Regions from separate parts of the Homo sapiens genome. Here region 2 is linked to region 1. A link is a loop called in an ENCODE intact Hi-C map of the cell type or tissue named here. Cell type or tissue: heart right ventricle. All regions are shown on one strand. Links, peaks and the distances in the headings refer to the core of each region. The heading gives the core; the rest is flanking DNA. Region 1 has its middle 25 kb from the start of TSPEAR. Region 2 holds the start of TSPEAR-AS2 (TSPEAR antisense RNA 2).

Evidence for each region. Hi-C counts contacts between places; a loop is a spot of excess contacts. Peaks named below come from ENCODE experiments on the same cell type or tissue, not always from the same donor. Only the 100,000 strongest peaks of a DNase experiment are listed, where the experiment ranks them.
Region 2: a loop joins it to region 1, with 2.7 times the contacts of the local background. A loop is called at or near these places in 30 of 110 quality-filtered maps.

What each region holds. Positions count from the first base shown.
Region 1 is chr21:44,729,414-44,743,565 of GRCh38, forward strand. No RefSeq gene overlaps it. Among named protein-coding and RNA genes, the nearest start is that of TSPEAR, 25 kb to the left of the region's middle. RefSeq lists enhancers at 940-1,440, 1,441-1,941, 2,579-3,254, 5,957-6,630, 6,631-7,306 and 1 more. In heart right ventricle, for the core only: no CTCF peak of the experiment used is centred there; no DNase peak of the experiment used is centred there.
Region 2 is chr21:44,509,327-44,520,178 of GRCh38, forward strand. It overlaps TSPEAR (thrombospondin type laminin G domain and EAR repeats), which reads right to left. Exons shown (of 12, transcript NM_144991.3): 10 at 1-60. It overlaps TSPEAR-AS1 (TSPEAR antisense RNA 1), which reads left to right. Exons shown (of 7, transcript NR_103707.1): 5 at 1-80; 6 at 497-601; 7 at 6,171-7,249. TSPEAR-AS2 (TSPEAR antisense RNA 2) reads left to right here and starts at 7,889. Exons shown (of 2, transcript NR_026548.1): 1 at 7,889-8,509; 2 at 9,302-9,651. RefSeq lists enhancers at 1-260, 10,422-10,852 and a silencer at 1,398-1,447. In heart right ventricle, for the core only: no CTCF peak of the experiment used is centred there; no DNase peak of the experiment used is centred there; H3K27me3 peaks cover 779 bases.

The DNA of each region.
Region 1 (14,152 bases), core at 6,095-10,094:
TGTGGGGCACCTGGGGATCGTCCCCTCCTCCACATGGCCTGTGCAGCTGGTCAGAGTGAGCTCACCAGGAGCACCGGCTGCTCCCAGCCCTGGGCCCCCTTGAGTTCTCCACCAGCACCCCGCCCCTGCGAATATGCACAGATCAAGGGGACAGGGCCCCGCTGGGCCACAGGCTCAGGACAGGTGACCATCCAAGAGGGCCGGGAAGTGGAGGGTGCTGCACACTGGCCTGCTGGCCCAGTATCACCCGATCTCGTGTCTGCCTCTTGAGCGCTGATGGTGTGCGTCTGTGCCCCTCACAAAACAGCACTGCGGTAAGTCCAAGACACAAGCGGGCCAAAGACTCAAGGCAGTGCAGAAGGCGGCACGTGTTCCAGGGGAACACGGCACCCCTGACCATAGCAAGAGGCACAGGAAAGCGGCCTGCAGCAGGGAGGGGGCGGAGAGCCTGGTGTCTTCTGCATCCTAGGGAGCCAGGCTGCCTGTGCCCCAGTGGCTTCTCCATAACTTCTGGGTTCTGTGGATGTCCCCTGCAGCCGGGACTCCTGACCGAGGCAGCTCCGTCAGGGTCCAACTGATTCCCCGCACATTGGGCAAGAGGTGGTTCCTAATCACACATCAGCTTCTTGATGACCGTTAGTGGATTTTGGCTGCTGTAAGAAAATACCACTGACTGGGTGTTTCAACAACAAGCTGTGTTCCTCACAGTCTAGGGGCTGGAAGTTGGAGGCCAAGGTGGCAGCAGGGTCGGGTTCTGGCAAGGACACTCTTCCTGGTTTGCTCGCGGCTGTCTTCTTCTTGCACCCTCATGTGGCAGACAGAGCAAAAGTGACAGCATGCTCTCTGGGGTCTCCTTCATAAGAGGACCCCATCATGAGGGCCACAACCTAATCACCTCCCAAACGCCCTGCCTCCTAGCGCCACCACACCAGGGTTAGAATTTCTATATAGGAACTCTGGGGAGATGCAATCGGCCCATAACATTCTATTCCTGACTCCGAAATTGTACGTCCTTCTCATGTGCAAAACACATTCATTTCACCCCTCCAACCCCAAAGTGGTGGCTCGTTCTGCCATCAGCTCTAAAGTCTAAAGTCCAAAGTCTCATCTAAACATCATCTAAATCAGATACGGGTGACACTCAAAGTTTACTTCCTCCCTAGCTGTGAACCTGTAAAATGGAACAAGTTACATGCGTTTAAAATACAATGGTGGGAGAGCCATATGACAGACTTTCCCATTCCGAAGGGGGAAATGGGAAGGAAGAAAAGGGTAACAGGTCCCATGGAGCCTGGACCCCAATAGGGCAAACAATGTTAAATCTTCAGGCTCAAGAATCATCTTCTTTGGCTTGAGCCCCTGCCCTCCAGACCCACTACGGCCATGGTCCTGCCCCTGCAGCTCTGGGGGGCAGGGGTCATGCCTGCAAGGCTCTGGGCAGCCCTGCCCCCAAGGCTTTGGGCAGGGAGCATCTGGCCTGTTGCTCCCAGGGAGCAGCTGCCCATGTGGCAGCCCTGATGGACTCTAAATCACCTTCTGGGTCCTTCTTCCCTTGTCTTGAAGAATAGTGCATGTTCACAGCCAAATAGCTCCCTGGTCCTGCTCGGTACAACCCAAGAGGTCAGACGGCCAAACTCACTTCCTTCCCCTCTCTCCCACCTTTGGTTCAAGCTGAGTGTTCCTGCCGGGACAGCTGGTTGTGACTGTGGTTCACACCCACACAAATCCCCTTATCAGATGGTCATCTGGCTATGCCCTTAATGTTCTCTTCCAAACACACATTCTCATTTTTTTACATTATGCATAGGCTGAGGATTTTCCAAATCTTTAAGTTCTGGTTTCTTTTTGTTTAACAGCTTGGTCTTGAAATCATTTCTAGCTTCTCACATTTTACCATAAGCAGCCAGGAGGAACTAAGCCGTCCCTTCAACACTTTGCTTATAAACCCCCTCAGCCAAGTATCGTGTTTCATTACTCACAAGTTCTGCTTTCCACACAACACCAGGACACAAACATAGTTCGGCCGAGTTCTTTGCTGCTTTTTAACAAGGTGGCCTTTCCTCCAGTTGACACTAGCATGTTCCTGGTTTCCATCTGAGCCTTCCCATCCAGGGTTCTGCTCACGATCCCCTAGGCGTCCTCTGAGAAGACAGAGGCTCTCTCTGCAGTGCTTCTCTTCTTGCTGAGCCCGCACCAGAATCACCTTTAAAAAGCTGTTCGTAGCCATCTAGGCTTTTTCTAGCATGTGGCTCCGAATGATTCCAGCTGCCCCCATTCATCAGTTCCAAGGCCACATCCACATTCACAGGCGTTGGTTGCAGCAGCTCTCACTCCTCGCACTGATCTTCTGTCCTGGCTTGGGTGCCGCAACGGTGCCTGTAGACTGGATGGTGTTCAGAAAACAGGCATTTATTTCCTCACAGTGCTGGGGGCTGGGAATTGGAGACCAGGGTGCCAGCACAGTTGGAGTCTGTTAAAAGCTCTCCCAGGTTGCAGACAGCTGTCTTTTCACTGTGTCCTCACACAGTGGAAGGGGCAAGGCAGCTCTCTGGGGCCTCTTTTATATGGACACGAATCCCATTCACAAGGGCTCCACTCTTATGACCTCATCAGCCCCCAAAGGACCCATCTCCTAATACCCTCACCTTGGGGGTTATGGTTTCAACAGATATATTTAGGGGAGACACAAACATTCAGTCCACGACAATGACCACAAAACCCAGATTTTAATTCAGTGAAATCCAAACAACATGGCAAGACTCCTCACATCAAGATGCTCAGGTTTTATGTCACATGGAAAGCTAGTCACAGCCCCATCCAACACAAGTCCTATCTGCAAAATGCTGACAACCTGGTGGCAAGAGGACGGTGAGGGAAGGAGAGGGACAGGCAGGGAGGAAAGGCAGGCTCCACAGAGGAGATGCAGGTGAGGGGAAAGGAGCACTGGGAATGGCTGGGCGTGAGACTCGGAGCCAAATACACAGCAGTAGAGGGACTTCTGCCCCTGCAACAGTGAGGAGGCACCTGCGGCCTGGCACCTGCGGCCTGGGCATGGGAGCTCAGGAAGCAGCAGCAGGCTTGGGAGATGCCTGGAGCTGAAGGAGCACAGCCGCGGCCGGGGCCCAGACCGGGCACGTCCTGCAGGGCTCAGCTTCCCCCAGCACAGCTCAGTTTTAGGAATAGGATAAAGTGGCATTAAAAGACAGAAGCAAGATGGGGGTAAATGAAAACAAACTGTGTTTACCACACTTCTGACACCAAATGTGTGGGTTTCCATACCAATTCTCCAATTCTGCGTCAGTGCCAATGGGGTATCCCGCAATCTAATTCAGTTCTGACACCAACTGACCAGGGTCAGCACAGACCCCTCAGGCTGAGGGATGGGCCCAGGAAACTGTCCCCACTCCAAGTGCCAATCACAGGTCCCGGGGTGTCATCTGTCCCCAGTACCTCGGCTATAAATTGGGAGTTCCCATGACCCCCTCCTTAGGTTCAATAATTTGCTATAATAATTCACAAAACTCAGGGAAACGTCACTTCTGTTTGCTGGGTTACTCTCCTAATAAAGGGTGTGCTGAAGGACACAGATGAGCAGCAGGTGAGGGGTGCGCAGGGCAAGGCCCAGAGGGACCCTGAGTGCAGGAGCTGGCATCCGTGGAGCCCCGGCTGCCCCGCCCTCCCAGCTCAGGATGTGTTCCCAGCCCGGTAGCTCTCTGCATCCTCTGTGTGGGGGTTTGAAGGAGCCTCCGTGACGCATGACTGGTGAAGTTAGTGACTCCTGGTGACTGACTCAGTCCCCAACCTCTGCACGGAGGTCACAGGTTCCAGCAAGTCCCAGCCTCGAATCCTGCCTTGGTCTTTCTGCCACCAGCACCCCATTCTGATGCTGCCTAGGTCCCCGCCTCCAGTCATCTGCCTTAATCTTTCTGCCACCAGCGCCCCATTCTGAAGCTGCCTAGGGCCCCGCCTCCTGCCTTGGTCTTTCTAGCCACCAGCACCCCATCCTGAAGCTGGCTAGGGCCCCACCTCCAGTCATCTGTCTTGGTCTTTCTAGCCACCAGCACCCCATCCTGAACCTGGTTAGGGCCTCACCTCCAGGCATCTGCCTTAATCTTTCTGCCACCAGCACCCCATTCTGAAGCTGGCTAGGGCCTCACCTCCAGGCATCTCATCAACAAACAGAAAACATTCATGTCTCCCAAGAGTCCAAGGGTCTTAGGAGCTAGGACAAAATATTGTAACACGTGATGTTTCTCTCACCCCATCGCTCAGGAAGTTACAAGGGCTTTAAAAGCTCCATGCCAGGAATCTGTTTCTGATTATGCCACGGGGCCTTCTAGTACCGGGGCAGAGGCTACATCCAGGCTACTGCACGGCTGTGTTTCTGGAAGAGCAGATCCATACGGAGTGTGACCTGACTCTTGGGCAGGTTTTCGGCTGTCTCTGATGGCTGTGCCTGCCCTCCCTGCCCCTGGAGCTGGGCCTGGCAGTGGGTCTTCTGGGTGGGGGCGATTGCTGGCTCTTGGCTCTGACTGCTTGCTTCCTGGGCCTTGGGCCATGGGCAGCAGAGACTCAGGGCATGGGGTACTCCCTCCCCTTGAGCCTTGAGTAACTTCAACCCTCCTTGGACTTGCAACATGCAAAAATAGATCTTGGCTGTTTTGACCCACAGGGATGTGGGCTGCACGTTATGTGAGCTGAATGGCGCATCTGGGCCTGTGTCTCGTGACTGACTCAGCTGCTTTGGCTCTTGGCCTCGGAGTGTAGGGTGCCCGGCCTCGGAGCATTACCCCCGGGAGGTAAAACCCTTGTGGGGTCAGGACATGTCATCCATGAGAAAGTGCCACGTGGCCTGAAGTCAGCATCCCCACACATGCTGTGGCTCTCTGTCCTCTCTGAATGTCACTGCTCGAGATAGGGCCCGGCTTGGGTGGGGCTGCAGGCGGGGTTAAACTGCCCCTGGGTGAGAGGGAAGAGCAAATCCCTTCACTTCGCTGGGCTTCCATTTCCTGACCCATAAAATGGGAACCCTGCTGGTGGCCATTGCCCTGCCTCCCCGAGTTCCTACAAAGCAGGTGGCCTGGGTCTGGGCTCAGCCCCCTCCACTGGGCCAGGAGATAATGCCATTAGTGTAACCACAGCAGTGGCCACTCCCAAATGCCACTCGGCCCCTGGAAACTCAGCCTTCCATCCAAAAGGTCCCCGAAGTGGGGAGCGGCCCCTCAGTCATTCCACACAGCAGGCCCCACCCACCCCCCCGTGCCGGGGATACACGTGCTCAGGGCACACTCCATATGGATCTGTCGTCTGCCTCGATGACTTTTCACCCACACATGGGATTCAAGGCATGATACGGGTCTTTAGGACATAACTGTTTAATTCCTGAGCTTCCCAAAACTCGGAGGTTTGGGAGAAATGGGGCTGGAGCTAGAGCAATAGCCATGTGCCCTGTGGACTCTGGCCAGCTCTTGCTGCCATCCCGCCTGCCCCGGCCCCGTCCTCTTCCAATTCCCGTTTACAGCCCTGCCCTCCGTGCCTGTCCCAGGCACCTCTGGCCTCCTCGCTGTGGCCCATGCCAGGTCATTCCCTACTGTCAGAGCCTCCCTCTCCCAACCCCAGGCCCCGGCTGCAGGGAGGGTGCCAACAGGAGGGGGCAGGACAGGAGAGGCCCCATCCCCGGAAATGAGACCAGAGCCGCTCTGGGAATGGCCAGGGCTGCCCGGCGGCAAGTCACGAGCAGGGCGTCACTGTCCCAGCGCGGCTTCCCAGCCTCCTGCAGGGGCCAGGGTTGGGGTGCATTCTCTGTCTTCTCAGTGAGGACGCGCAAATGTTCCAGGATGGAAGATAAATGTTCAGGAAAACGAGGACCCAGAAATTCTTCATGGGCTGCATGAGCCCTGAGGCCCGACTGGCAGGCCACTGAGGTCACCTGAAAAACTGGTGACAACGGGCGGGCTCAGCGGCTACCCGGGGACAATCACGGCAGGCGGAAGAGCGGCACTGGCGTGGAGCTCCCAGGCTCTGTGAGGCTCCAGGCAGCGCCCTCTCCAGCCCTGGCAGCCAGGCTGGGGTCCCCAGCTCCCAGTGTTTACCCAGCAGGCCCTGCCTTCTGACAAATTAACTCTGAAAGGCTTAAAAAGTGTGCCGTGTGCTTTGGCTCTGACCTAAGATAGACGACACAGCAGAACACACAGAGGGTGTCCCACTTGAGGAGCCTCCACACAGGCAGCGAGGTAATCCAAAGCTCTGAATTCCAGGTCAGGCCCACGCACCACGAGGAGAGAGGAAGCAGATGGTCCTCCTTGCAGGGATGTGTCACGTCCTCCCACAATACACAGGGTCTCCATCCCCCAACGGGGTCACGGGTGCTCCCTGCAGGGTGCAAGACAGTGTCCTTCCTTGTGGTCTAGGCTGGAGAAAGGTAGACTTCAGGGGAGAAGAGCTGGTTCCTCTCAAGGTGGCGGCCAGCTGAGATGTCAGGAGTGCCAGTGTCCTGGGGCTGCTGTGACAACAGCCACAAACCAGGCAGCTTAAAGCAACAGAAAAGTCTTGTCTCAGGCCTGGAGCCAGAGGTCTCAGATCAAAGTGTCACTGGGCCGCACTGTCTCTGGAGGCTCCAGGGGAGGATCCTTCCTGCCTCCTCCAGCTCCTGGCAGCTGTGGTGTTTCCCGGCCTGTGGCCGCATCACTGCAACCTCTGTCTCCCTTGTCATGCGGCCACCTGCTGAGTCTCTGTCTCCACACGACCTTCACATAAGGACATATGCCTCTTGGGTTAGGGCCACCCCAATGACCTCACCTGCACTTGATTATACCTGCAAAGACCCTTTTTCCAAATAAGGGCATATTCACAGGAAAAAGACTTCAGCATCTTTTTTGGGGTGGCCATGCAGAATCATGGGTGTTTCTGTGGGCCACTGCAGAGGGCCTGAAGTCCAGCCTGTCAGTGGTGAGCTAGGGAAACTGAGGCAGAGAGATCCAGAGGATTCTTTGAGGCACAGCAAGCTGGAGAGGAGCTGGGCCTGCTCCTGGCCGGATCCTCTGGGGCTCTCCAGAAGCCTCGCCTTGAGGCCGTCACAAAATCCCTGTCCTGTTGCCACATCCCTGGGTACCCCAGGCCCACCTGACTTCCCACTCTGTCCTAGCCAGCAGCAGCAGGGCCGTTGCAGGCTCCACATGCTTCCAGGGCACCAGCCCTCCCCGAGTGACACCCCCTTCTCATCATCTGCCAGTTCACCCACACAAGAGTACACAGGAGGAGTGGGCATCTTTTTTAGGGTCCCTCTGGCAAAGCTGCACAAGGTTCACTGAGATGATCATTTACAGTAGGCTGCATGTCCAGAGGCCAAGGAAATAGCCTGGTGGGAACAAGTTAGCAAACACGGTGAGGACACCACAGTCCAGCTGAACTCACAGAGCACGGGCACCAGGCCAACATAGTGAGTGACGCAGCTGCCCTGACTGGGCTGGGCATCCATGGGAGGGGCAGACACTGGTGCTTAGCAAGGACCTGCAGGGCCCTGTACCCTGAGATAAATCACAGCTCCCTCCTGAGAGCCCTTCTGGGTGTCCCCCATCTGCTGTGGGGCCACAGAGGCCATGTCATGGTGGATCATGGAAACAAACGTCCCACAGAGGGGAAAGCAGAGAGAGATGGGGCAGCTGGGATGCAGCAAGCAACAGGCCAAGCCTCTCTGAGAAGGGACTTGATGCAGAGGCCCTCTGCAGGGGACAAAGTTGAAGTTTCCAGAGAACAGCCAGGGGAGGGGTGGGGTGGAGGGCAGGGGGAGGGGGAAGGACAGGTGGGGGCTGGGCAGGTGAGCAGGGGAGGGACAGGCGAGTGGGGGCAGGCTTCATGTGTTTTGTGGGCAGGGAAGGGTGTCTGTGTCTTACTCTGGTGTAACAAGGAGCCAGGGAGGGTTTGAACAGGGTGGGGTGCATGATCTGAGCACCAGGGAGAGGAGACTTGGGGGCAAAGGTGGGAGCAAGAGACTGTTGGGAGGATCTAGGATATCCTGGAGAAATGATGCTTGGATAAAAATAACACATTTTAAAGGCTGGACAGACAGAGCTGAAGGAGGATGAGATGTGGATGTGAGGGAGGAGAGCAGGCATGGGGAGCCCTCTTCCCTTACACACCACTGCTTGGCCAAACAGCAGGCAGAACAAAGGATAGGGATAGCCTGCCACTGCGTGGACTCTGGTTTTTCTCCCACTGGTCAAAAATGCAGCGTGAAGAGTGATTTGGGGGAAAATGAATTTAAAAGGTGTCATATTCCAAAGCATTTTGAGTAATAGAGGAAGTTTCTTCCAAATGGATGAGGGAAATAAATGATTTCCCCCAAATTGTCTCCCCTCTCAGCCCAGCCCTCATCCATTAAACAGGCAGCCTGCTTCTTCTAACAGCCCACTTGAACAGTGGAGTTTGAATCCAAAGATGGAGGAAGAACCTCAGAGCATGGAAGACAAGAGACTCAGCCTGGGCGTGGCAGGGAGGGCTTCCTGAAAGACAGGGTGCATAAGACAGGTTTTGAAGAAGGGGTTTTGGGGTGGAAAAACAAGGGGGACAGGAGTTTCAGGCAGAGAACATGCTGGTGGATGCCAGAGCATCCAAAAAGGAGAGTGCAGGAGATTCTCAATCAAGATATGCTCGCAAAGGAGCCGACATTCACCAGAAAGCTCATTAGAGGCCTTAAGAGCTCACCACAAACTGTCATGAAGGCAGAACCAGAACCAAATGTTTTCTTTGTTTATGAAAGGCAACATGGCTCTTATGCACCTGGTGGAATGTACAAGTCATGTTTATTTGGGGGCAATCTCTCAGTATTTAAAATGGCAATACCTCTGACCCAGTGATTCCTGTTTGGGACTTTTTTTTTATATATACAGATTTACCTCCACATACATATAACAACATGAGAACCAAAATATTATGGCAGTGCTGTTTAAGAACAGAAGATGGAAACAAATTGGCTGTCAATACAGAGGGGACTGAGTAAAGGTTGGGATGCCAATTCAAGGGACACTATGCAGCCACTCAAATGAAGACGATACATCTGGACATTTTCCATGACACAAGATCCCAGATAGATCATTAAGAGAAGCAAAGATGGCAAACAACCATCTTTCGAAGGATGTATGAATCCAGCAGCTGGCAGAAATGGATTGGAGGAAGTCATCATCACTCTATGCAACTCTAAATCATGTTCCCGCATCGCTACTCAAAATACTCAATCTGAGTCAAGGCCTTGGTCTGGCAAGCACCAGCTAATTGGGCTCTCTGTCCTTCCTGCAGAGACCTCTGAGCAGCAGCTGCCTGGTGTCCTCCACAGGGGTCAGCCTCTGACCTGGGAAACCCTGACGAGCCTTACCTTTCCACTCAGCACACATGAAATCAAGAGGAATACACCATGTTTCCAAGCTTTCTCCTGTCCTGGAGCCAGGAGCCCCAAGTCCCCTGAATGGCATAGGCCCCAAGGCCAGCCAGGCAGCTGTTAGCAGGGGAAAGATGAGTGGGTGCTGGACAGGCCAAAACCATATACATCCCCACAGAGGCAGTGGCAATAATCCCAGTGAGAGAGGAGCAAGAAAGGAGGGACAACTATACCAGACTTAAGAGATGCAAGGGGAGTGAATCGATAGCAACCTTAGAAAAAAGGTCTTCAACCAGGGGCTAGCCCCACTCTCTCAAGGGCATGCAGTCCTCAGAGGATCCAGGCCCAAGAGCTTTAAGAGACATATTATTTTCTTGAAATGTAAAGTGAAAAGTTGGCATTAAAAAAGGGATGTTGAGGCCGCAATAGGGTGCTCTGAAGGTAGAGTGGGTACAGTGGCTGTTATCCTTAACTGCTCCTTTTCTAGCCCCTGCACTTGCCAAAAAACACATTTCTCCTGGGGCAGTCCTGTTCAAGCAATGACAATGTAGGAAGAAAGCAAAGATGGCAGTGTAGATCCCAAGTCCATGTAGGAGACACCTGGGACAAGCTTCAGTGTCCCTCCCTCTGTCCATCCACCTGCCCAGCCATCCATTTATGCATCTATTGCTCCTAGACCTAGGGTATCATGTTACCCAAACAGCATGCTGTGAAATGCCGCTCTGCATCCTCTCTGTTCTGGGCCATGAGAGCTCCACTTCTGCCCCTGCACCTCAGCCCCAAGGTCAGTTGTATATTTGTAGCATCTCAAGGAGGAGGAAGTGGGAAGTTTCACATTTCCTTCTGATGGACCAGTAATAAATCTTTAAGGAAAAGGACACACATCAGAACTCCCTCTCCCTCTCTTTCTTCCTCTCCCCCATCTCTCAGAGCCCAGCTGCCATGTAAAAAAGTCCAGGCTATCCTGCTGGACAGGCCATATGGTACAGAACTAAAGCACAAACTGACTGCCAGCCCTGTGAGGAAGCTTTCTTAAAAGTGACACTCCTTTTAAACACTGCAGATGATGCATCCCCAGCCAACATCTAACTGCAACCTCATAAGATGTTCTGAACAAGAACCACCAACTAAGCTTCTAGTCCCTGACTCCTAGAAACTGTGTGGCATAATACATTTGGCTGTTTTAAGCTACTGTTTGGGGACAGTTTGTTACACAGCAGTAGACTGTAGTGCATACTATAAATCCAGAGTCACTTTGCATTTGGACACAAGTCTTTCTTCTTGCTGCCCAGCTGCTATGTTTCCACTTGTCCATTCGGTCCTATCAGTCCTGACTTGACTTAGATCACATGAACAACAACACAATGCCAATTCTAGCTTAAATAAGACATTTAGCACAGTTTTCAAAATACTCATCCTAAGCTCCAGACTTATTAATGGCCAAGACATTATTATCTCTTTGCTTTTTAATTTCTGCAGGGCTCAGTTTCATTCTATCACAAAATGATGACAGATGCAGGAGGCAGGTAAGTGAGGGTCCCCACAGAATCTCCAGCCCACCCCACAAGTGTTTATATCAGATACTTTTGTGTAGATGAGGGAACCTGCCCAGAGTCTTGTCTGCACATGCTTGCAACGGACTGGGGGCCCCCCTGTGCACTGGGAGAATGGGGTGGAGGCATGGGAAGTGCATGCCTTGTGCAGCGGGGAGGAGCCTGGCCTCTTCGGCTTGTATGTGGTGGCCTGGAATTCAATCTGTGAGGTGCGACCCTGTTGGCAGGACCTCATTTTATTTTTGCCAAGAGCTTTCTTTTAATAAATCTCACCTTTCAACATGTCCACGTGCCTAATTTTTTCCTGGTAATGGGACAAGAACCCAGGTTTTAGCTGAGCTAAGGAGTAAAAATCCTGCATCATTTTGGTGGCCCATACAGGGACACGAGCAAAGGTGAGTAAATGCGGACCAAAACATCTTTTTCCCTTTTGTTTTTGAGCCTATTTGTCCTCAGACTTCTTCTGAAGGTAAAGGAAACAGGCCCCCACCCTTGCCACTCCCAGGGGTCAAGAATGTCGGCCTCGGTCCGACCCAGACTTTCTATGGCATTTTCCTTCATTGTTTGGGACAGATGGGCAAGCGGCAACTCCCCGCCCGCCTGGCCTCCCCTCCCAGCTGGGGCTGGGGTGCATAGCTCAAAGGCTGCATGTGGCAGGCTGGCCAGCATTCCCCACCATATGTCCATGGTGTCTCCTCATTCCATGACTGAGGAGTCCAGCTCCATTCAAGCCCTAGGGAAGAAACAGCAGTAAGTTTCTCTCCCTGTTGGAGGAAACTATTTGTATAAGAATAAGAGGTTCTTTCCCAAGGCATCTTTCCAACCCTGCACTTTAAGCTTTTTTTCTTTTCTCCACCAGGTCAGGAGTTAACTTTTAAGTGAGAGGGTTTTTTTCCCCCTTTTAGAAAGCACTTTAGTAGGCCAGAACCCTAGCTATCACTGTTTTTCTCTGTAAAGTTTTAATTATGAAAAAGGATTTGTAGGCCAGCTGCAGTGGCTCACATCTGTAATCCCTGCACTTTGGGAGGTCGAGGTGGGTGGATCACCTAAGGTCAGGAGTTCAAGACCAGCCTGGCCAACATGATGAAATCCTGTCTCTACTAAAAATACAAAAAATTAGCTGGGCATGGTGGTGCGCACCTGTAATCCCAGCTACTCAGGAGGCTGAGGTAGGAAAATCACTTGAACCCAGAAGGCAGAGGTTGCAGTGAGCTAAGATTGCGCCACTGCACTCCAGCCTGGGCAACAAGAGTAAAAAACTAGGAAGGAAGGAAGGAAGGAAGGAAGGAAGGAGGGAAGGAAGGAAGGAAGGAAGGAAGGAAGGAAGGAAGGGGGAGGGAGGGAGGGAAGGAAAGAAGGAAGGAAAGAAAGAAGGAAAGAGAGAAGAGAGAGAAAGATGAGAGAGAGGAGAGACAGAAAGAAAGGAAGGAAGGAAGGAAGGAAGGAAGGAGGAGGGAGGGAGGGAGGGAAGGAAAGAAGGAAGGAAAGAAAGAAGGAAAGAGAGAAGAGAGAGAAAGATGAGAGAGAGGAGAGACAGAAAGAAAGAAAGGAAGGAAGGAAGGAAGGAAGGAAGGAAGGAAGGAAGGAAGGAAGGAAGGAAAGATTTGTGAGTTGGTCTTAAGCTACAGCCAATCTGGTGTGCTCTGCATGTCTTTCTGTATGGTCAGTAGCAAACTTTGCTGCAGGCCTCCATCTTGTTTTATGTCCTTGGGAGCATGACCTGTAGCGACATGGCAGTGCTTTGGTTTAGCCTTCACCATTTTACAATGGCGGCCCAGGTCCAATCCTGGCTTAGGGAATGAGTTCTTTCTGGTTTGATATCTACATGACCTTTGCCATTTGTTGATTCCCTTCCCCTCCACAAACTGCCTTGGATTTTCCTTTCTCTGAACCTTCAGAAAAGTTTGAAAGCCAGAAATATTGGCCGCTTGGCATGGCTAAAGCTGGGTAATGAGATTTAAAAGGATTTTATTAAAGAGCACTCAGCTTAATTAAAAGTGGATATCCAAGTTACAGGTATATTTAAAAGGCCTTTGTTTTTCTCTTCTTGGATCTTGTTTTGCTGGAAAGAGGTTTTTTCTCAGTCAACTGAATTATTTTTCTCCATTTTGCCTTGCCACTCTTAATGCACACATGAAAGATGAGAGACCTCTGATTTCCTCATGGAGCCCCAGGAATTAGAGGCAGATGGATCCCTCTCAAAATCTGTTTTTGTCTCCCAGCTATATTTGCTTATGAGAGCCTGGAAACTGCATGTTTTCCTAGTCTTGCTCTTAAAGGGCTCCACCCAGAGGCCAACAATCCAATTATGAAAAATATTATAGCTACTGAATCTTCTTCTGCCTGTGTAGTTATATATGTGTTGTGTGTGTGATGTCTATTAAAAAAGAGCTCTAATTAATTGACTTAAGGAAGGATAAGCACTTGGATCAAATATTTTTTAAAGGTAAGATAAAAGCTGTGGTACCTTTTAGCTCACGTGACTTTAGTTTATGGCTTTTCCATAAATTGAGCATTGAAATAAAAGCCCAAAAGGGTTCTCTTAAGACACTAATCTGCTATCTAGCAAAATTTGTAAAGGGTTATAAAAAGTTTTTGCTTCTTAAAAAAATGTCTGAGTCATCATTTTGGTGAAATAAATAACTTATGGAAATCTGGAATTCTATTTCATAACATCAACTCTTTAAACTTCTAACATATTTGACAGGCTTCCCAAAATCAAATTCCTGTTTCAAAAATTGTCTTTCCTGATCCCTGGCTTTTGGATGCCACAGAGGGCCCCTGGAGCACCCAGAAGAGAGGTAAACAGGATTACCTGACACAGTTAGGTACATGGGATTACCAAAATGATCTTTAATATTCCTCAGGTTATATTTTAGGGAATAATATTAATATATGTTCCAAAGTTGTATGGGATTTCTAAAATTCTAATGTCTGAGTATATGCTATCGATCACAATTAAGGTTGTTAAGTTATTGTAAACTATGGAGATAACCAAATGTATTTGTCAGTTGTGTTTCTGACTGTAACTACCCTGGACATTTTGTTATTCATAGACAATTGTTGTCTTGTTTTGATCCTCTTCAAAGGATGGTTTATAATCAGCTACAGAACTTCACCAGGTGCTCTCAAATGCAGGTTTCTAATAATTTTGGAGATTGTGACATTAGAATAAAGGAAAAATGTACCAGACTCATGAAGAGCTGAAATGTTCACAAATAGCAAG
Region 2 (10,852 bases), core at 6,581-10,580, 220 kb before region 1:
CACAGCGAGGAAGATCCTCTCCCCGATCTGGAAGACCTCCCAGTCTGCAGCACCGAACGTCTAGGACCAAAGGAGAGCAGGTGCAGAGGTGTGGGGGAGCGGGCGCAGAGGTGTGGGGGAGCGGGCGCAGAGGTGTGGGGGAGCGGGCGCAGAGGTGTGGGGGAGGGGGCGCAGAGGTGTGGGGGAGGGGGCGCAGAGGTGTGGGTGAGCGGGCGCAGAGGTGTGGGTGAGCGGGCGCAGAGGTGTGGGAGAGCGGGCGCAGAGGTGTGAGTGAGCAGCACTCTCCCTGGCTGTCCCCAGGGCTGCCACTTGGCAGGACGTGGGATCTTGGCACAGCCCAGTGCCCGCTGTGCTCCAGGTGCCAGACGTGGCACTCCTGCTGGCAGCCTCCTTGGCCACTTCTCCCTGAATGTTAGTGCCAGCTGTGCCCAGCCCTGCCCCTAGCGACCATCTGTGTGACTTGCTTCTCAGCAATCCATGCCTTCTCCTACTCCAGGCCCCAGTGCTGTGCGTCCTACGAGCACCACCTGCTGTCTCACCTCTTCCAGGAAGCCCACCCTGATCCCTCTAGTCCCAGCCTCAGACACTGAAGCAACATCAGGTACCTCTCGAGTTTTCTCTTACACGCTTTCCCTGGCCTTGCAGTTTGGCTGAGTCTTTCCTCTGGCTCTGTAGACAGAAGCCATCTCTGGGTTCCTGTGCTTGCCATTCCTCCATAAATCACTTACCACCGTCAAGAGGCAACAGGTCTGGGGCTGCACACGGAGGCCCAACTGCGGCACCTCTGCCACCAACCTTGAGCTGCAGGACTGTCTGCATGTGGGGTCCACAAGGCGGAAGCTTCTGCCAGCACCTTGGGGATAAGGGTGGTGGGGCTGCACGGGGAAGGGGAAGGCTGCTTCCCTGGGGACAGTGTCCCCACAGGCCGGGGATCCCTGCGCACGGTCCCAGGCTGTCCTAGCTGAGGACGGAGCCGGTCATGCTGCGGGGCTGTGTCTCTTCCTGACTCACCCCCGTCCGGAGGGCCTTCTGCCTGAGGGACATTGCACCACCGGGCCAGGTAAGAAGCAGCTCTGAGAGCCTCCCGTGACAGCAACCACTGGGACGTTTTCTATTTGCCCAAATCGACCAGCAAGGGCCCGGCTCAGACGCCCCTGGGTCTGATGCGACCTGCCCTCCGCAGCAGGTCAGGCACCCTCCCTTGCTTGTATGCTCAGGACGGGGCTGCCCAGGCATCTTCTGGTCCCCCTGACTGTCCGGCGCCTGCCCGGCCGGCTCAGGTGCTGCAGGAAAGAGAAAACTCTGGGCCCAACGTCAACGTGCGTTCTCCACGCCCAGCAGGGGGCGCCGTTGCCCGCCCGAGCCCGGAGAGCCTGGGCTGCAGGGGAGGGCGCCACAGGTGAGGACACAGCTCCGTGGGCACCAGGCAAGGTCCCAAAGCAGATCCGCAGCCGGTCAGAGGAGCGCACATGGGTGAGCTTAAGCTAAGAAAGCAAGACTCACTAGGCAAGGACAGGGGCCCAGGACACCTGGCGGCGCCGAACCCTCGGCGGGGGCGGGGCCGGGGGCTGGCTGAGGCTTTCCCGGGTCAGCGCGCCCTCCCCTCCTGCAGCTCCACGAGATGTGACTATTCCTATCTGCTGGAGAACAGCCGTCCAGGGCCACCCCACGTCCTTCAAGGGGACTCTGAGACACTCTGGGCCGGTGGGACCTTCAGCAGCATCTGGACTTTGGCTGCCTCACAGGTGGGCGGGGGGGAGTGTTACACACAGGCCAGTTCACTGACTCAGCAGAAGAGAAACAGGAATCATCAGACTGTTCAACCCTGGGCTCCTCCCACGCCTGTGCTGAGGAAACCAACTGAGTGGGCAACCCTCACGTGTGTACACATGCCTGCACACACCTGCACACACAGGCCCATACCTGCACACCTGCATGTATGCATACATACACAAACATGGATGTGCACTGTGCGCACACACACATGCACGCCTGCATGCATGCATACACACACAAACATGCATATGCACTGTGTACACACACACATATATGCTTACATTTTTACATGCACAGATGCACATGCATGCCTGTACACATGTGGATACACATGCAGATACACAGGCCTGCTCATGTATACATACACATGTATACCTACACACACGTATGTATGCATGCAACCATGCATCTGTGTCCATGTGCATATGTGTATACTTGCACACATGCCTGTACACAGGCAGATCCCTGCAGGCACACCCATGCATCCGCCTGCATGACATCTACACACACACATGCACCCACACAGCACAGCTCTCCCCACATTGCTGGAAAAGACTGAGGACACACGCCTCCAGCCCTGGGCGTCCTTCCAGTGGAGCCCCTGCTTCTTAGCTACTTGCTGATGCTCACCTGTGTTGAGGCAGATCCTGATGGACTGCCGGGGCCAGAACAGCCTGAAACTCCCTCTCAGGGAAAGGCCCGGAGTGCCCGCCCTGTAGCAGCCCAGGGTGATGGGGGACCCCGAGCTGGCACTCAGCACTGTGTAGAGAGAGCTTTACTGCAAGTTGGGGCTGAGCCGGGCATCACATCTCAGTGATGAGTGAGGTGCCCTCCCTGCCCAAAGGAGCCCTGGAACGGGCTGCTGCAGATGGGGGACCATGGAGGGGCTGCCCGGGGCCTTGGGGGCACAGAGGAAGAGGGCCCAAAGGCATGGAGGACGGACAGGGGAGTTGGCAGCAGGAAGCAGGGAAGGGTATCCAGGCAGAAGGAACTGCAGGACAGACACACAGGACTGAGGGAGCCAGGAGGGCTGGGCGCACACAGAGTGCGGAGCAGGGGCTGGGGCGGGCCTACAGGGCCTGGGTGCTGTGGAAAGCAGCTGGGCCTCCAGGCAAAGGTCACTGGGGAGCCGGAGGAGGCTTTTGAGCAGAACGAGGAGGTCAGATGTATGTGGACGGCTCTGAGACCCACAGGAGCTAGGAAGGTGTCAGGAGAGAGGTGAGCCAAGTGCTGTGGGGGTGGGGTGGGGTGGGTGCCACTCCTAAGATGGGAAAGAAGGGTGGTGGTCTTGGAGACAGGCTTCTGGAGACCCCTCAGAGAACTCGGTACATCCCTAGGGATGGAGACAGGGGCTTTGGGAGACCACTCAGAGAACCTGGTATTTCCCTAGGCATGGGTGGCACACGGGCTGCTGTGTGAGCCCTGGGGAGGGGCAGGTGGCAGGAGCGTAGGGTGGAGGTGGCGGTGCTCTGGCCACAGCCCTGAGGCTGGTGGAGACCCTGGGTTGGGAATGCGCGAGACGGGCAGTCTGGTCTGGTGGGACCTGTAGCACTGCAGCCTGCCTCCAGGGCAGGGATTGTGCCCACGTTTCATGGGGTGGCAGGGAGCAAACTTTGAGTTGCATCTTGGTTGGAGCCCAAGGTGGGGCGTGTATTTGTTCCAGGAAGAGCACGTGTCAGCTGTGGGGGTGGGCATGGAGGTCTGTCCAGGGCATGGCAGTGGCCGGAGTGAATGCTGTGTGGTCACCTGCCTGGGTGCTGCTACGAAGCAGAGCTCTTGCTGGAGTGCAGGGCCAGACAGGCCTGGGGGGCCGGGGGCGGCTCAGAGGCTGCTCAAGTCACCCTTCTGTTCCCTGTACCCAGCGAGGGTCTGTGCACCAGATTTAGCAAATCCAGGGTCCCTGTTCAATCTAAATTTCAGACAACGAATGATTCTTTAGTCTGTGTGTATCCCATGTAATACTTGAAACATACTTTGGCAAAAAGAAAAATTAGTTTATCTGCAACTGGCTGGAGGCTGGCAGAACCCCCACGGGGTGTCACCGGCTCCTGGTCCCAGCATTTAGCTGGCCGAGTCCACGGTAGGGCGGTCATTGTCATTGGCTATTGACAGCCCCTCCTCCCTATGCCAGGCTGTCAGAAGCCCCTTGCAGGTTGGAGTGAACCTGTCCCTCTGCTGAAGCCGGGGCCTTCTCACATTCAGAAGTGAGGAGGTGCCCCCCAGGGGCTGTGCCAACCCAGGCAGAGGGTGTGCAGTGTGGGACCCCCCTGTCAGGCCACTCCCAGATTTTAAGCACATTAGGGACTCATAGAGGAGAGAGAAAGAATCTTCACATCAAAGGCCCTGCCAAACCCTGGCTGGCACGGGAGCCAAGCGACCAGGCACCTGCTGGGCTGGGCAGGCCCTTCCCGCCCTCCCTCCAATGGAATTCCCCAGAGCCTGGCCCTGCTGCCCTGGCACGGTGCCTGGCAGCTCAGGAGCATCTTGCTGGGATGATGGTGCTTCCGGGACTTGGCAGCCAGGAGCACCTGGAGCCCCCAACAGCTCCCTCGAGGGCGGGTGGGCACCCGGTAATCAGTGGATTAGTTGCTGGGCAAAGAGGCCCTTGGGTTCCGGCTTTGATAGGGCAAAGAAAGAGGATGCCTCTGTGGTCTGGGAATGCCAGGGGAGGGGAGGGAGGCAGGATGCACCCCTGGGGCTCCCTCCCTAGCCACCAGAAGGCAGTTCCCCAACAAGCCCTGGTTGGGGGGGCAGTGGCATCCTCTCTGAGGGTAGCCAGCTCAGGCTGGACAAGCATCCCGGGTGGCCATGGGGGCAGCGCTACTGGATGACAGGTGACTCCCTTGAGAGAACTGGGCTCAGCACACTCCCCAGCCAACTCTTGGGTGCCCCCCGTGCTCTTCCCGGCCCTGCAGAACCCGCAAGCCTGGCACCTTCCCCAAGCTGCCTAGGCCACTGCCAGCTCCTGTGTCAGAGAAGACAGAAGTCATGGGGCATAGCTGCCACCTTCCTGGAGCCCTCCCGCCCAGGCTCTGCCCAGCCCCTTCAGGCTGTCCTGGGCAGTGCTGACCCCTCATGCCACCCCCTTGACAGATGTGCAGATGGAGACTCAGACACAGCCAGGCCTCATGAGGGTGCTTAGGGGCTCCTGCCTGTTTTTCTAAGCACCACATGGCTGCCTGCCGGGCACCTGTCCCCAGAGTGGCCCCCACTGTATCCTTGCCTACAGCACCTCTTGCCCTTCCATGGCCATGGAAGCGAGTACACACACGTGTGCATGAGTGTGCATGTACATGTGTGTTGAGCCATGGGCGGGACCCTTGGGAAGTGTGTGGCACCAAGTCGGGGGCCCAGCTGTGACGAGGGGTCCTTACTAACATGGTGGCTGCTGCTGGCCTTGTGAGGACCCCACATGCCGACAGCTGCAATCACAGAAGCACCAAGCTTTGGAAGCTGCAACACCTTCTGAGGTCTGCAGCAAACTCACTTAGAAGCCAAACCTATTTTGGAGTCCACATTTGGTGACCGCGACTGCACGGCCTACTCCTCGTCAGCTCAGGGAGCAGGACCCTGTGCCTAGACTTCTAGGGACAGAGCTCACTCCTCCTTTGGTCCAAGCTGGGGAGGCCCAGTCATTGGAGGCCTGGTGTCTCCAACCTGGAAGAAAGTTGTTCTAGAATTCCTGGTGGGATGGGCAGAAAGACTTTGAGGGCAGGCGGAAGAATGGGACATCAAACCACCTTCCCCAGGGTGGGCAGCCAGCTCCTCACTCATATCTGCCCTGGGGCTGCAAAGTCCTGCCATGCCCACCGACCATTCCCTTGGAGCACTGTACTTAACCTGCAGTGCCCTGGGAATGCGCCCACCCTGTGTTTCTGGGAGAAAGTGAGGTCTGTGTGCACAGCTCCTCAAACCCCACCTGCACCCCACACCCCCGCAGACCCCTCCAGAAAGGGCGCCTCTCTATGGCACACACCCACTTTCAAAGCATCTCGGCTTCACCCGCTTCAAAGCTCACGTTCATGAAAGACATTGCAAAACTCAAACCAAACAGTAAACAAATTAAGACATCTCTAGGACCTAAAAGGATTTCAACACAATGTGAGAAATGTTGGCAAAACATGAAAGTGGGCTTTGTGAGTTTTGAGGAATTACTGAGTTTTGAAAGATGAGGCTCAGGCCAGGTGGAGAGGAAGCCCGTCCATGTGTGCGTGGTCCCAGCGCCTTCCCAGGGCCCTCCTAAGGCACCTTCAGGGCCTGGGCCATGATGGCGCCCCCAGCAGCCAGGTCCCCGTTCCCGGAGTTCTGGTTCTGCTTTGGGAGCTGCAGCCGTGCTTCCTTCTGTCTGCTGTGGTCCTGCTCTAGCCCCTGCTCTTCTCTGATGTTTCTTTCAGGCGGATGTCACCCACCCCTTGGGACTTCGCCATGGGTCGCTAGCCCAGACCCTCCCCTTGGTTCCGGTGGTTCCATTTCTGCCCCTTTGCTGCTGGCCCCCTTCTGAGGATGCCCGTGCATCTCCAGGACCACTGCTCCAGTCCTTGGTGTAGATCAAAGCTGGCCTTCACACGCGGCCTGAAAATGTAGAGTGGCCGCCTTCTGGGCTGGGCTGCCACCTCCACCACATCACCCGTGACAGAAGCCCCGTGTTTTTCGGTAACCACGTTCCACGAACACCTCCCGACTGCCTTCCAGAACACACAAAGATCAACGAAGCTCAGAATCCAGTCCCGACGTCATTTCATGAAGAGCAGGTAGTCCATCAAAGGGATGGGCCCCATGAGTGAAGGGCTGAGACCCCACCATGGTGTGAGGCGTCCCAGGCACTCCCGTCACGGCCCAAACCAGGCTGCAGGCTCCATCCCCATGGGGCAGGCACAGAGGAGGCGATTCATGTGGACACAGGGACACCTGTGGACGCCCTGGCTCGGCCGCTTACCGCCGTGTGTTTGTGGCCAGGTCCCTGCTCCTGAGCCTCAGTTTCCACACCTGTGAGATGGGTCTGAGGTGGAATCGCCAACCAGCTGAGGATGCGCAGCCACAGACCACCTTCCAGAAATCTCCAAAAGGCTTTCCAAAACAGGAAAACAAGGAAGGCTGCCATCAGCAGGAATTCCAGGGCTTTCAGAATGAGGCTGTCAGGAGTGAAGGGAGCTGTGCTCCACATGCAGGGCAGTGGCCAGGGCTGCCAGGCCTTGTTTATCTGGGAGCGCCAGGCTGCCTGCCTGCACCTGGTCTGGGCACCTGAAGGCAGAGCTGCTCCTGCTTAGGGTCTGTGGCAACTGTCCTCCTCAGTGGGTGCTGCTGGGAGCTCCTCTGATTCCTGGTGGGCGGCTTCTGGCCTCGCCTCTTCACCCACGGTGTAGGGTGTGGGATGGAGATGCAGGGCCTCTGCTCTCCTTCTCCCCTCCCCCAAGCAGCCTGGGTTGTACCTCCACTAATAAACACCAACACCCGCGCCCAGGGTGGGTTCGGCCACGGGGCGATTCTCTGAGTGACACATCAGGATCAGCTTCGTGTGGTCCTGACCTTACGGTAATGTCAGCCCCCAGAGCCAGGGGCCGGGCTATGGCACCACCCACCCAGGCGATTTCTATGTCGGGATGACCAACTGTGCCATCCCTGGGGCAGTCCCCCATGCCAGGCAAACATTCTCCTTTCATGCTTAAAATCACAGGACGGGTTCACCTGCTTCGTCCTTGGACCTGTGATCTATGTACGCTGCTTTTCAACAAGTTTCTAGTTGTCCCCTCCTGGGTATGGCCCTCCCCTCCTTCCTTCCCAGAGGAAGAAAACACACCAGCTCTGCATGCGAGAACGCTCCCAGCTCTCCCATCTTCCCATCGCAGGAGCCCCTCGCTCCTGCACCCTGGGGCTTTCGGTCCTGTCCCACCTCAGCGGCTGCTGCACAGGAAGGCCGTCCTGGCCTGGCCCCTGTGTCTCTGCCTTCCTCGACTCCTGCAGTCTGTGCTTCTGTCACTCCTTCAGCACGCCATCCCTGGACACACTTTGTGCTCCGTGGACTCCACAGCCCCCAAACCCCCTCTTATGCCCTCCCTGACCCCAGACCATCTGGGCTGGCTTCTCTCTAGGACACATACCAGTTCTCATTCCAGAACTTTCCTTATGGTCATCTTTGGGTGGAGCCACCACTTCCAGTTCTGATCTTCTCATTCTGGTTGAGTACCTGGGCTTGCCAGTGCACCCCCCAGGAACACCGCCTAGTCCAGGGCTCCCACAGGTCTCAGACTGACAGGAGACTGGGTCATATGACCAGCACTAGCCAATGAGCTGTGAGTACACGTGACACAGGGACAAGCTGGGTCATGTGACTGGCACTAGCCAATGAGCTGTGAGGACGTGAGCACAGGTCCAGCTAGGCTGGGTCATATGACAAGCATTAGCCAATGAGCTGTGAGGACACGTGAGTACAGGTCCAGCTAGGCTGGGACATGTGACTGGCACTGGCCCATGGGCTGTGAGCACAGGTCAGGTCAGCCCCTTCCTGCTGCTTCCCACCGTGTGTGCTCCTTGTCTGACTTGATATGAGAACTAACCCAATATGGCAGGAAGCCACTGACATGTGGGAGCCGTGCATGGCAGTGGCCAGCGTCCTTGTCCTGCGGGGGCTCTGTGGACATCACTCGCCTTCAGAACACTGAGCCCTCCTACCTCCTGATATCCAGGGCTGCCGATGGGAAATCCCAGGCTGCCGCGGCTCCTGTGTGCTTTGAAGGTAACTTTCCTTTGCTCTCGCGCTCCTTGGGCTCAGCGCCCTTTCAGTCTGATGAGATCTGGGCGGTTTTCTTCAAGCCTTCTCTGACAATTCCATCACTGTCCTCACCCTCTTCTTTTTTTTCTAGAACTTTGGTTAGCCAGATACAGACTCTCCTGGTTTGATTCTGTCTCTTTTCATTCTACATTCTAGAAGATACTCTTAACTTTATATTTCAGTCATGTTAATGAATGTCTTCTTTTAATGCCAGCAATTGCATTTTTAATGTCCAAGCTCTCTGTCTCATTAGTAGCATTTTTTATTTCGTAAGTGCAGTATCATCTTGAATACTTCTGAAGACAAGTATAACTTAAAAAAATTCCTTTCTGTTTCTAGAGCTAGCTCAGTTTCTTTCAGCCTTTTTCTTTAGCCTGACTCCTGCAGTTTTCAGGATTTTTGTCAAACATCCGGGGACCCTTAGCTGGAGAGGATGGCATGGGTGACACGCAGCTGGCCAGGTACGCTCTGGGGCACTGGGGCATCTTGAGCACCTTGGTGCAGTGTCGTGAAGAAGACACTGTAAATTGGACTTGGTGTTATCACAGGGGCTTTAGGATCACGGTGTTGGTAGATCTAGGATGATAATCTCCAAAACGCACTCCCCAACCCACTGCAGGGATCCTTTCTCTTGTCACCTCACTTTGTGATTTAGAATGCAGGACCTCCAGGACAGCAGCCTCTCCGTGGCACAACAGCTGTTAGGAGACCTTGCCTAGTTGACGAGAAAGTCACTTGTGGTGCCTTTCCATCCAGGGTGCGCGACTCTGCTCTCAAGACCCCCTGGAGGCCCGCCCCCTGCCCCCCACCAGCTCATTCGTTAGATGATTGGAAGTGACTGCCTACGTCTTCTTTCAGGATAAAGCCTCAAGTCCTGCAACTATTCCTTGTGTGATAACGTTTCAAATCCCTTCCTGGTTCTGGCAAAGCTCCTCAAACATGCTCCAGTGTGCTGGGGCTCTGCATGTGTGAGCCTGGGGCCAGCAGGGCGCACGTTCATGTCAGGGCACCAGTATGATCCTGATGACACATGACTGGTGTGGAGCCCCGGGTGTTTCCACGGGAACTGCTGTCGGCCGGATTGCTGTGCTCTGCAGCTGTGCCCAAGTCCCCAAGCCACCCTTTCGTTGCTGCTCGATGTCACCATTTGCTTTTGTTGTTTTTTTTTTGTTTTTGAGATGGAGTCTCACTCTGTCGCCCAGGCTGGAGTGCAGTGGCGTGATCTCGGCTCACTGCAAGCTCCGCCTCCCGGGTTCACGCCATTCTCCTGCCTCAGCCTCCCGAGTAGCTGGGATTACAGGTACCCGCCACCATGCCAGGCTAATTTTTTTTTGTATTTTTAGTAGAGACAGGGTTTCACCGTGTTCACCAGGATGGTCTTGATCTCCTGACCTTGTGATCCGCCTGCCTTGGCTTCCCAAAGGGTTGGGATTACAGGCTTGAGCCACTGCGCCCAGCCCACCATTTGCCTTTTGAGCCACTGTCCCCGCGTATCGAGCCCTCCTTGGGAGTCCCAATTTCCAGCCCATATCACGCTCTTGGCCCCAGCTTGCAGCTGCTTTCGCATCTCAACCTCACCAGCCTCAAGTCCAACTCCAGGTCAATGATTACTGGTCAGAGGGGCCATTCCTGCTGAGCCCTGTGGTCAGGCTAACCCATGACCGAAGGCTCCTGAACCCTCCTTCAGGTCCGCTGTCCGCACACCAGCACGTGGCCACCAGCCCAGGACACCCTTGTAGTTTCCCAGAGTCTTAGCAGCATGCGTGTTGTGGTGAGAGGACTGTGCAGGGACCAGTAAGACAAGGAACTTATGCTCAGCTCTGTCCCGTGCCACATCAAACCAAGTGACAGGCCGCATTGCTTGGCTTGATCCCAGTTCTGCCACGGGCAAAGCCCTCCACCGTTCTGAGCCTCTGTGTCCTTGTGGATAACAGGGACCAGTGGCAGCAAGCCCCTCTCAAGGTGCTGTGAGGGTGATGTGGGCGGATGCGGGCAGAGCTCTTGGCACAGGTGCTCTACAGAGTCGAGGCTCAGCCAGTGTGAGCCGCTACCACCACCTACCTCCTGAGGCTGTTACCAAGGCCAATGGCTGGAAGGAATCTTGCTCACCCCCAATCCCAGTGCACTGAGCCTCACTCTGCCCCCGTGGCAGGAGGCTCATCCCGCCTCTTCCTGGCTCCCAGGCACGCTCACCTGTTCCATCCACAGCACTAGCGAGCTCAAGGTGTGTTCCTTCTGGCACTGCTGCCTCCTCACCTGGGCGCCTGCGGCTCATCTGGGCGGCCACAGCAGCCTCCCAATGGCTCA